4 separate regions of the Mus musculus genome follow, and all the other regions are linked to region 4. Evidence: chromatin loops called from intact Hi-C (ENCODE). Cell type or tissue: left cerebral cortex. All regions are shown on one strand. Region 1 has its middle 10 kb from the start of Gm12405. Region 2 overlaps Dnaic1 (dynein, axonemal, intermediate chain 1). Region 3 holds the start of Fam219a (family with sequence similarity 219, member A). Region 4 overlaps Nudt2 (nudix (nucleoside diphosphate linked moiety X)-type motif 2).

Region 1 (2,500 bases), 180 kb after region 4:
CCCAGACTGGCCTTGAACTCGCTGTGTAGCCAAGGACGGTCTTGACCTCCAGACCCTCCTGAGGGCTGGGACTGCAGGCTTGGTTTAAGCAATGCTGGGGAAGAACCTTGGGCCTCACCCATGCTTGGCAAACACTTCACCAACTGAGCCACATCCCTGGCCCTGAGTTTTCAGGGTTTTTATTTTTCTAGAAAGGTTCACGAGTTCTCAACCCCACCCTCCAGACTCTCGAGTAACCCATCCTTTGTGGTCACCCCGAGGCCTCCGAGACACCACTTACCGTTGCAAGCTGGCCGTACCTTTGCAAGCTCGCCGCTTTGCTCCTGGGTTTCCTGTCTCTTACCTGCTTGGTGCTTTTCTGGCCTCACGTCTTCCTGCCAGCCGACTCTCACACTCCCAGCCTTTCCTCCACATCACTTTTGCGCCGTGTGCTTTGTGGGTGCTGCTGTTTCTGGCTTATTTGCTACATCTGCGACATTATTGTTTCGGTCCTGTATACTCTCTGTTGTCTCTCTCCCTGTTCACCACATTTTTTAGCATCTTGTCCTTGGGTCCTTTGTCCTATCCATTTTATACTATTAATAAGACCCACGGCAGGAAGAACTTGTGGGGAATCTGTTTCTTCCTTTGGTTCTATCTCCTCCTAGGTTGGTGTGAGTGTGTGCAGGTTCTGTTCCAGGCTCCCTTCCTCCCCTCCCTCCCTCGAGCTTCTGGCTCTCTCTTTCCTTCCTGCCTGTGGTCTTTGTGCCCAAAGGCTGTATGTATTTCTTTTTCTCTTAACAGTTGCCTGCTATGGCTCCTGCTTAACAGGCCTTCCCTCCTGTGCTTTCTTCTCTTGCCCCAGCCAATTTATCCTCTCCTGGAAAACAGCTCTCGAACCTGGTCTGCCATACCACCTCAGGGTGGCCTGGCTGGGGCTTCCAGTCAACCTTGCTAATGCTTGGGTACTTGTCCTTCTAGGATCCTATTAGACACCTGCTCCAACTGAAGGGAGAGCACACTGACATCTTATGGCTTTAGTTTAAGCTCCTGGAACGGCGGTCCATACCATAGAAGATATACCATGTTCTTCTAGCCTCTGTTAAGATGTCAAAGAGGGACACGGGGCTTCTAAACCGTCCCCTGACGGCCATGCTCTGACATTCTCTGTGCCTATGCACTTAACAGCAAGGCACCGTTAGGATGGATTCTTGCTCATCAATTCATCTTTTCTGAGTGCTGCTTTTGTGAGAGGAAACTCAAAGCTTGTGCTACTTTTGGGAAGGGAATTGTTATTTAAGAGATTCCTCTAGATTCCTTTGGTGTTCCTGTTCTCTTTCTATGGCTACAGCAAAGGCCTCATCTATGGCCACACGAGGCAAGCTACAAACAGACCACACAAATGTACGCCGTACAACATCACCTCACACTGAACACTGTGTGGCTGCACACAGTGCCACAGTAGCGTTTGCTGCTGTGCCTATGCCCTTTGCACACAGCCCCAAACAGCCCACCTTCCCTCTGGGGTCATTGCCTGAGTCTCCTGAGAACCTGCTCTGCCCCCTGGTGGCCACTCCCCAAGCCGCTCTCCTGGAAGTGTTCTGTCTACCTCCTTGGCCTGTTATTCAAAGATTCTGGCCTAAAACAGCATCTCTTTCAAAGCAATTTACCAGGTTAGGACCCTTAAGATATCCCCTCCAGACCGTTCCATCCACTAAGACTGTTGTGGGCAGCTAAACTGTTGCAGATAGAGTGGCTAATTTTGCCTGGAATGGATTTTTCCAAGGTTTGAAATATTTAGTACTAAACTGGGAAAGTCCCAGGCAAACTAGGACCAATTATAGATCTCATTCCTCCGATACAGGATGTCTTCAGATCGGTCTCCTCAGTCAGGAATCACCAAGCCTTCTTCTGGAAGGCACGTGCAGACCAGCCTCCCTTCAAACAGATCCCGTTACCCAAGCATGTCACACTGTTCACCGGCAGTTCCCCCGCCCCCTCAGAGTGTCATTACCAGATAAGGTCTCTCCTGCTGCTCTGCTCAGACCTCTTTTTCCATCTCATAGGAGAGGTGAAAGTGGAGGGAGTTATACACCAATCCTTCCTTCCTACAGGGCTCTAGCCCTTAGCTGTCAGAGAGATGGAACCTTCTAAGGGTTAGGCGCCCTTGGCTGTGGATATGTGGGCACACAAGCCTAAGGATATACAGGGCTTCAGGGCAGCACCAGGATTCACTGTTCTATCCCAGTGACAACGAATCTCGAATCTACACAGGTAGTAAACGCCCTACTGTTGGAAGCTCTCAGGCTGGGGGCTGCCCAGGAATGTTGCCAAATAGTTACCTAGGCCCAGCCTAGCTGCTGGGATGCAGAGACAGGATTCTTATGTTGATAGCCATTGGCCTCAGAACAGAAATGAAGCGCAGGCACGTGGCCGAGAGGGGGCAGCAGAATCTAGAACAGACAGACCCTGGCTTGGGCTGGAGAGGAGCAAAGGCCACAGACTGGGTCTGGATGTGGGG
Region 2 (2,500 bases), 150 kb after region 4:
TTTACATCAGGGTATGGGGCACTGTGGGAGGGATCAGGCAATGATTGGGCCTGTCCCAGACTGTGTAGAATTAGAGAGTCTCTTCTAGTTGGCCATCCTACCTGAAAGAAGACAGAACCATTTCCCGAATGCTGTTTTATTTCCTTGAATTCTTTGAAAGAACTTTGTCTCTGCTCTGTGGCTGTTCCTGTCCCATGCATTGGAGACAGAGGGATGGATATGACGTATGTCCTGCTCTCTAGGACATGTGTGACATGGAAATCAGGCAAAGGAATGACATGTCTCAGTAGAGGAGAGAGAGGACTGGAAGAGACAAAGAAATTAAGTCTTCTCAAAAAAGCCATATTCAGGTGGCTGATACAGGAGGATTGCCGTGAGCTCCAGGCCAGCCTGAGCTATGTAGTAAAAAAACCAAAAGTGTACTAGCACATACCTGTAGCACTAGGTACGTACTTAGAAGGCTGAGGCTGGAGGATCACTTGAGCCCAGATGTTCCCGTCCAGTTTGGGTGATAAAGTGATGTTAGGTTACAGGCCCTCTGGCTACCGGGCACAAATTCATCTCTCCCCCTCCCCCTCCCTTCCCCCCTCCCCTTCCTCCTCCCCCTTCCCCTGAAGTGTGGACTGACAAAGAGTTATGGGAGGACGCAGGGAGACCAGCTGAAGAATATGATAGTCAGGTGATGGACTTGGGGATCTTGACCTAGGTAGGTAGTAGCTATGGGTTTAAAAAAAAAAGATTAAAAAAGACAGGAGGAAAATATAAGACAAGGTAGAAAGAGGTCAGCCAAGGATTCCCCAGCTCCACAGTTTAGGTGAATGGGAAGGAGCTGCTTCTGGCAGCCTAGCAGTGATGGAAGGCAGACACAGCTTCACAGATGAAGCGGAGCTTTGGGAACCCATGGAGGTGTGTCCAGGTGCCCATTGCAGTGAGGCTTGACAGTGAGTATAAACTCAGACGGTATTTTAGGGATCTAGGATGCAGAATGAATAGAACTATTAATCAGCCTCTGGCAGCTGAACCCTTGAAATCTGGTTGCTCTGATCTGAAGCACTGAGGAGGCTCACAAGGATGAGGGATGCAGCCTGGGATTCTGTGCACGCACATAGGGATGCTTTACTGTAGGCCCTGCCCCACCAGCTAATATACAGAGAGAATTATGTGCTTGGCATTTTTCTAGATACTTTGCATGTATTAAACTCAACCTGTAGTCTCACAGTGGTCCTCTGAGATAGGTACTGCTGTTATCCCCAGCCCCAAACACAAAGAGGTTCATTGTATTTCCCAAAGAGGTATCGATTTGCTACAAAGTGGCAGTCCCTGGCTGACTGTGTCTATTTGCGTTGAAGATTTTAAGTACTATGAGGATACTGCTGATGAATACAGGGACCAGGAGGGTACGCTGCTGCCTCTCTGGAAGTTTCAAAATGACAAAGCCAAGCGCCTGGCAGTCACCGCCCTCTGCTGGTGAGTACAGATATTGCAGCAAAACTAGTGCCCCAGAGCACCCGCTGCGTGCCAAATCTTGAGCCACAAGACTCTTCTTCCACTTTACATCTTGAGTGTGACATGGGACACAGTAGGGGGAAATAGGACCTGGATCCTTTTTGGGTTGCAGGATCATCTAATGTCTACCATGGTAGGAGTCTAAGCTAGACAGTGGATGTCTGCAAAGCAGTTAGTCACCAGTGCCCATGGGAAAGAAAGCTCATGACCATGGGAAGGCCATGTCTGTTTCCAGTGTCGACGAGTTCACATTTCTTTTGCAGGAATCCAAAGTACAAGGATCTTTTTGCAGTGGGACACGGCTCCTGTAAGTGATCTTCCCATTCATTTGTTTGCTCATGCAAATATCAGACACTAAGTTCCTAGTCTGGTCAGAGCTTTGAGCCAGGTGTGAGAAATCCAGAGAGAAGCAGGATGTAGTCACTGGCCCTCGGAGAGCACTCACAGTCTAATGCTGTGCTTCTCAACCTTCCTGATGCTATGATCCCTCATTACGGGTCCTCATGTGTGGCGACCGCCAGCCATAAAATTATTTCTGTTTCTAAGTTATAACTGTAATTTTGCTACTGTTACAAATTGTAATATAAATGTTGTATTTACCAATGCTCTTAGGTGACCCCTGTAAAAGGGTCATTGGACACTCAGAAGGGGTCACGACCCACAGGTTGAGAACCACTGGTCTAATGGGAAGACCCCACTTTCATATGGGGAATTAATGCCGGTTAAAAGAGTACAACTGAATATGCTAACTGACCCTCAAAGAACGAAGGGGCAAGCTTTGCAGCAGAGGGGCCAGCATAGGCCAAGTCTGTAGGCAGGAATGATATGGCTGGGTCATCCCTCAGAGGACATGGTAAGCCATTTCAAGAAGGAAACAACTGAAGGAATTCTGGAAGGGCAGGGATATGTCTCATACAGGAAGGGATTGCAGGCCTGAGGCTAGAGACTGGGGGACCTGGTGCAGGTGTGCTAAGGAAAGATGGAGAGTGGGATG
Region 3 (2,500 bases), 100 kb after region 4:
CACTTCAGCACAGCTCCACCTCTTATCCTGGAGATACCTTCCCATGGACACCCTTGAGTCTCCATCTCGCCACCGCAAACTCTTCCCCTTCCCGATGCCCCCAGATCGAAATGGGGCTCCTCTCTCGAGAGGAAGGAAATTCCCAGGTTCTGCAATGAACCTCTGCCCCCATCAAGGCCTGGTTCCTGCTCAGCTTTGCTATATTTATCTAAAGGACCGGCGGGCAGGCCTCTCCTTTTCTAAAGGCCTATTTCCTTTCCTCCTTAGACTGATCTGCTGGCCTCCTCCCTCGCCCTGAGCATCACAGGCCTCGGGGAGCTAAACGCCTTTCTCATCCGACCCCCCGGGCTTGCTGCCAAAGATGCTCTGTGACATCCTCCTAAATTGCCCTCCACTAGAGGTGTGCACTAGAGTGCCTCCCTTGGTCCTATCCGACGGCGTTCTGCATCTGCTGACCGTGCCCTCCGCCCTTTCAGGTCCTTCGCTCGCACCGCTGGTAATCTCCCACGGTTTTCTCGCTCTGCAAATCTCCCTCCCCCGGCAAAGCGTTTTCAGGACTCCCTCTACCTTATCAGATGGCGCCCCCTCGCACAATCCCCACGGCCTAGTTCCTTCCCTCCCCTCCAGCGGCGCCCCTCCCGGCCCTGGCCTCTCCGCCGCCCGCCCCCTCACCAGCGGCTGCATCTCCGAGTGCGCGGTGGGCACCTGGAACCGGTCGATCTCCTCCATCATGGTGCCGGCGGGCGAGCGGGCCAGGGGCCGGGCGCGGCCAGGGACGCCGATGGGACCGCGCGGGGCGGCGGCCCCAGAAGCCCGGCAGATTATGCAGACTAGGCCGCCCTGGACCGGTCGGGCGGATAGGCGGATGGAAGGATGGATAGGCGGCGAGAGGCTCGCGGGATGACTGAGACCGGCGTAGCTCCGTGGGGTTGCCTAGAGCTACCGCGGCAGTAGCCCCGCGGAGCCGCAGGTCTTGCCTCGCCTCCTCCTCCGCCGCCGCCTCCTGTCAGCAGCTCAGCCACTGCGGTGACTCTGCAACTCCACTTCCGGGTCCGGGACACCGCCCGGATCCTGCATTATTCATGAGAAGGCGGTGTCTGGGTGCCCCAGCCCTTCCCACTTGCGGGAGCTCCTTGCGCGGAGGGCGGACTTATCTTTCTCTGCGGAGGCGGGGCTTAGCGGGGCCAGAGGATCCCTGCGCGCCCAAGTTCCGCCTCCTCCCCGTGTCCGGAGGGGGCGCTAGGTGCGCCTGCGCACCCGGTGCCTGTCGGTTGCTGGGTAACCGCGTCAGGGAGGAGCTGATGCTGTTCTACAAGGGCGCGAGGACCCACAACGTCAGCTGTCCCCGAAGAACCCTGGTGACTGGGAATTGAAGTGGAAGAGAGTCTGCACTTCCTGTGTGTGGTCAAGAAGGAGAAACTACTCCCCAGGAGAGGAAGCGTTTTGTAGGTTTTTCAGGGTGTGAGGTGCTTTCTATTCTTGCGGCAATGCCCTCGAAACAGATTCGTAAGCAGGTAATGTCTTACTGTGGCCTGCTGTCTTCTGAAGACCTCTGACCTTAACCGCCAGTTATTTCCTGTTGACCTCCAACCTCTCTTTCTTGTGACTCCTGGTTTGTGTTCCCACTGACCTGATTCTCCTGTTCTTTCTCACAAATCCTGCCCTCCTCTCCCAAATTTTCCTGAACCCACAGTCATTTTACTTTTAACCGAATCTGGTTTTTTCTTATTACTTCCATCTCTTCACAGACCCATCTTGTCTTGTCTTCGCCCTTAATCTCCCAACACTCCACTGAGTCCCTTCCTCATTCCCCTCTCATTCTTGTCCCAGTGGATTTTTTTATTCAACACTGCAGCATGGTCACTGCAGAGCTAAGTAAGTGGGGACATTTGCCATGTGGGAACTCAGAGAGGGGGCATGAGAACTGCACAGGAGACACGGAATAGAACAGATCGTGTGCAGGAATTTGGAGCAAGAAGTCAGAGAGGAAGAAAAAAAGACCCTTTTTCTAACCATGTTCCCTGCCCTCCAACACAAGTTTCCTTCTTATAAGACCCTCATTCACTTAGCCTTGTGAACGTTATGTTTCTGTCACCTGGCAATATGTTATCCCTTCTCACAGGAGAGTTGAATTACTCCCCAAATCACCACACATGATAAGCTAGTCTCAGGTTCTCAAGGAGCATTCTGCGATATAAAAGAATGACTCTTTCTGTCCTATAGAAATTGCTTTTATTTCCTAACGTCTAGCAGAGCATCTACTTTAAAAACAAACAAACAAACAAACAAACAAACAAAATGCTTTTCTATACTTAAGCCTAGGTATATTGAGGTTTGGAGAGCAAATCTGTGCCCATGATATCTAAGACTTCACATATTTTGGTAGAGGTTCTTGTATATCAACTTTGTGCCTTCTGCTTCTTTGACACGTGTCATCTACAGCTGAAGAACCGATCAGTCTTAGAGCTCTGTAGGCATTGAGAGGCTGTCTCTCCTTGTA
Region 4 (2,500 bases):
ATATCTATGATCAAAGCAATTCTTTTTCTAATAGAAAATACTGGATTTAGGAAACGAAGAATGAGATATCACTAAACTCAAGACCCAGTTTTCATTTGCCTTGTAGGTAGTCTATAGCACTTCAAATTCAACTCAGTTCAAAAAGAAATAGGTAACTTCTTCCTTTTCTACCCAGTTACCCAAACCAGACCCCTCTTCCAGCAGCTCACAACTGTCTGTAACTCCAGTTCCAGGAGACCCGACTCCTCATACCAATGCATGTTTTTTAAAAAGATGGAAATAAGCTTGTAACATGTCTTTTTGCCTGCGGTCTTTTCTTCCAGTTTCTTCTCCACTTTACTTACTGCCGAAATGAGTTTGTAAAATGTCAGTCTGACCAAAATACACTCCACCTAAAACCAGTAGTCCTTATTGTCTACCGGGTATGAATTAAGCCAGGCATGGTGGCATGCCTTTAATCCCAGCACTCCAGAGGCAGATAAATCACTGGGTTTGAAGCCAGCCTGATTTGCACAGAGTTCTGGTTCAGCAAGGGCTACATAGTGAGACCCTGTCTAAAATAAAAAGCAATATAAAGTAAGCTGCTCACCAATGGAATGCTGTTTTGTGTGAGCACTTTGCGCATCCCTCCCTTGGTCTAGAAGGCCTCCTTGCCTCACCTTCATATGAATTCAGCTATCCTTCAGAATCTTTATAGTGGAGCTCCAGGCATGGCTCAGTCTAGACATAACGTATATGCTGAGCAAGTATGTGGAACTGAGTGAACCTGGCACCCAGGTGAAGACCACACACGTGCACGCGGGCGGGCGCGCACATCCTTATGCGGTGCCCTTACCCTAAAGAGCCTCCTTTACTGCCTGTCTCATGTACCCCTTAAGATGAGCGAAATACTTTGTAACGTCTGCTTGGCTGCCTTTTGCTTTCACTGGGCTGTGAACCTCTAGGAAGAGAGATGCTTTTAGTCTTCAGTTTCACATTGACCCTTCAGTCCTGCCGTACAGGACGCACTAAGCGGACTATGGACCAGTGAAGGAAATCCGGTGGACTCCAGTATTAAAGCTCGCTTTCCATAGCTGAACAGCAGGTGGCACTAAAAGGCCACGGAACAAATTTTCCCTGAGCAGTATTTTTGTCCCAACCTTGTCTGACTTTGGTCTGATCCTAGAAACCACTGTGTCATTAAAGGTAAAAAAAAAAAAAAAAAATCTGACTTCTCCCTCTGCCAGATAGCAAAGCCACAGAATAATTGTGTAGCTTGATCTCCCAGGGAAGGAGACGAAGGGCAGATGCCCAAAGAAGGCAGATGCCCAGAGAAGGGGTTTTCTAGTTTTTTCATATGCTTAGGTTTTTTTCTTTCTTTCTTCTTTTCTTCCTTTTAGTATTGTTACAAGAAAACATTATCATGGACGGATCCCTCATTGTTCCTCCAAAAACAAGGAAGCTAGTGAGTTGCAGAGAAGGCCACGGTGGTGTGGGCTGAGGAAGCAGTAGGCACATGGAGCTGCTTATGAGCGAGCAGAGTCGCTCTTCCTCTGCTCTGGCCTGTGCAAAATTTCTAGACACCGGGTTTAGGAGAAACATGTGGCTTCGGTTCCTGTTTCTCAGGAAACAGCAGTGGAGTCTCGGACACCCGTGTCAAACAGGCACTTTTAGGAGCCTCAGGCTAAACTTTCCCCACCTGAGCTGGCTCTGGTTACGAGACAGCCGCCCAAGACCTGTTCAGTGGAAAAGCTTTTACCCAGACACCCTAAACAGACTCCAGATGAGTATAGATTAAAGACTAAGGCGCATTAAAACTGGTGGTGATTTTATTAAGCATTTGTGCATGCTCTCAGAGCCATGTGTAACCTTAACCCTATTTCATGATAAGCAGAACTGTTGAAGGTGAAAAAAAATTGGAATCTTTGGAGTTAGATTTCTTTGGATTCAAATTCACAATTACTAGCCATCATGCCACTGGGCAAGTATTGTAACCTTTTTTTTTTTTTTTTTTTTGAGACAGGACTCATGGACTCATGTGGCTCTAAAAGACCTCAGATCTATGTGTAGTGAAGTCTAGCCTTGATATCCGAATCCTCCCGCCTCTCTGCCTTCCAAGGACTGGGATTACAGGTGCAAGGTGCTCGTCACTGAGCCTGGCTTAACAATTCTTAAGATTTCAGCTTTGAGAAAGACATAGTGTGTGCTTTTGTGTTCATTTGGAAGGCAGGGGGAGGTAGGTCTCTGAGTTCAAGACCAGCCTGTTCTACATCTCTTGTTCTGGGCTACACTGTAAGACTCTGTCTTAAACTCCCCGTTTCCTCATAAACTAACTTAAAGGGTCATCCTTCGAGCTTGTTTGTTTGTTTGTTTGAGACAAGATCTGTAACACAAGATTCTCCTGCTTCAGGATCCTGAGTGCCGGGATTATAGGCATATGCTACCATGCCTAGCCTTAAAGGGTCGCCTATTACATTAGAAACCTTGGCTGTCAAAACTTGGCACAGGATAGCTGGCACAG

What was found. A loop is a pair of places that touch in the nucleus more often than their neighbours do. Peaks named below come from ENCODE experiments on the same cell type or tissue, not always from the same donor. Only the 100,000 strongest peaks of a DNase experiment are listed, where the experiment ranks them.
Region 1: it touches region 4 in a loop (4-fold over the local background); 9 of 42 quality-filtered maps call a loop at or near these places.
Region 2: a loop joins it to region 4, with 6 times the contacts of the local background. A loop is called at or near these places in 16 of 42 quality-filtered maps.
Region 3: a loop joins it to region 4, with 2.4 times the contacts of the local background. A loop is called at or near these places in 8 of 42 quality-filtered maps.

The regions. Positions count from the first base shown.
Region 1 is chr4:41,651,988-41,654,487 of GRCm38, forward strand. No RefSeq gene overlaps it. Among named protein-coding and RNA genes, the nearest start is that of Gm12405, 10 kb to the left of the region's middle. In left cerebral cortex, CTCF peaks have their summits at 1,549 (motif pointing left) and 2,420 (motif pointing right); DNase peaks (open chromatin) are centred at 1,546 and 2,418; H3K27ac peaks cover 440 bases.
Region 2 is chr4:41,612,881-41,615,380 of GRCm38, forward strand. It overlaps Dnaic1 (dynein, axonemal, intermediate chain 1), which reads left to right. Exons shown (of 20, transcript NM_175138.4): 11 at 1,350-1,467; 12 at 1,770-1,813. Among named protein-coding and RNA genes, the nearest start is that of Enho, 26 kb to the right of the region's middle. In left cerebral cortex, a CTCF peak has its summit at 1,461 (motif pointing left); a DNase peak (open chromatin) is centred at 1,453; H3K27ac peaks cover 256 bases.
Region 3 is chr4:41,568,505-41,571,004 of GRCm38, forward strand. Fam219a (family with sequence similarity 219, member A) reads right to left here and starts at 1,034. Exons shown (of 6, transcript NM_001159583.2): 1 at 673-1,034. The coding sequence starts at 732. It overlaps Dnaic1 (dynein, axonemal, intermediate chain 1), which reads left to right and starts at 1,290. Exons shown (of 20, transcript NM_175138.4): 1 at 1,290-1,514. The coding sequence starts at 1,488. In left cerebral cortex, a CTCF peak has its summit at 1,234; DNase peaks (open chromatin) are centred at 583 and 1,141; H3K4me3 peaks cover 1,561 bases; H3K27ac peaks cover 1,320 bases.
Region 4 is chr4:41,467,769-41,470,268 of GRCm38, forward strand. The region is part of intron 1 of Nudt2 (nudix (nucleoside diphosphate linked moiety X)-type motif 2); the gene reads left to right. Among named protein-coding and RNA genes, the nearest start is that of Nudt2, 3.9 kb to the left of the region's middle. In left cerebral cortex, a CTCF peak has its summit at 1,075 (motif pointing right); DNase peaks (open chromatin) are centred at 1,082 and 1,407; H3K27ac peaks cover 347 bases.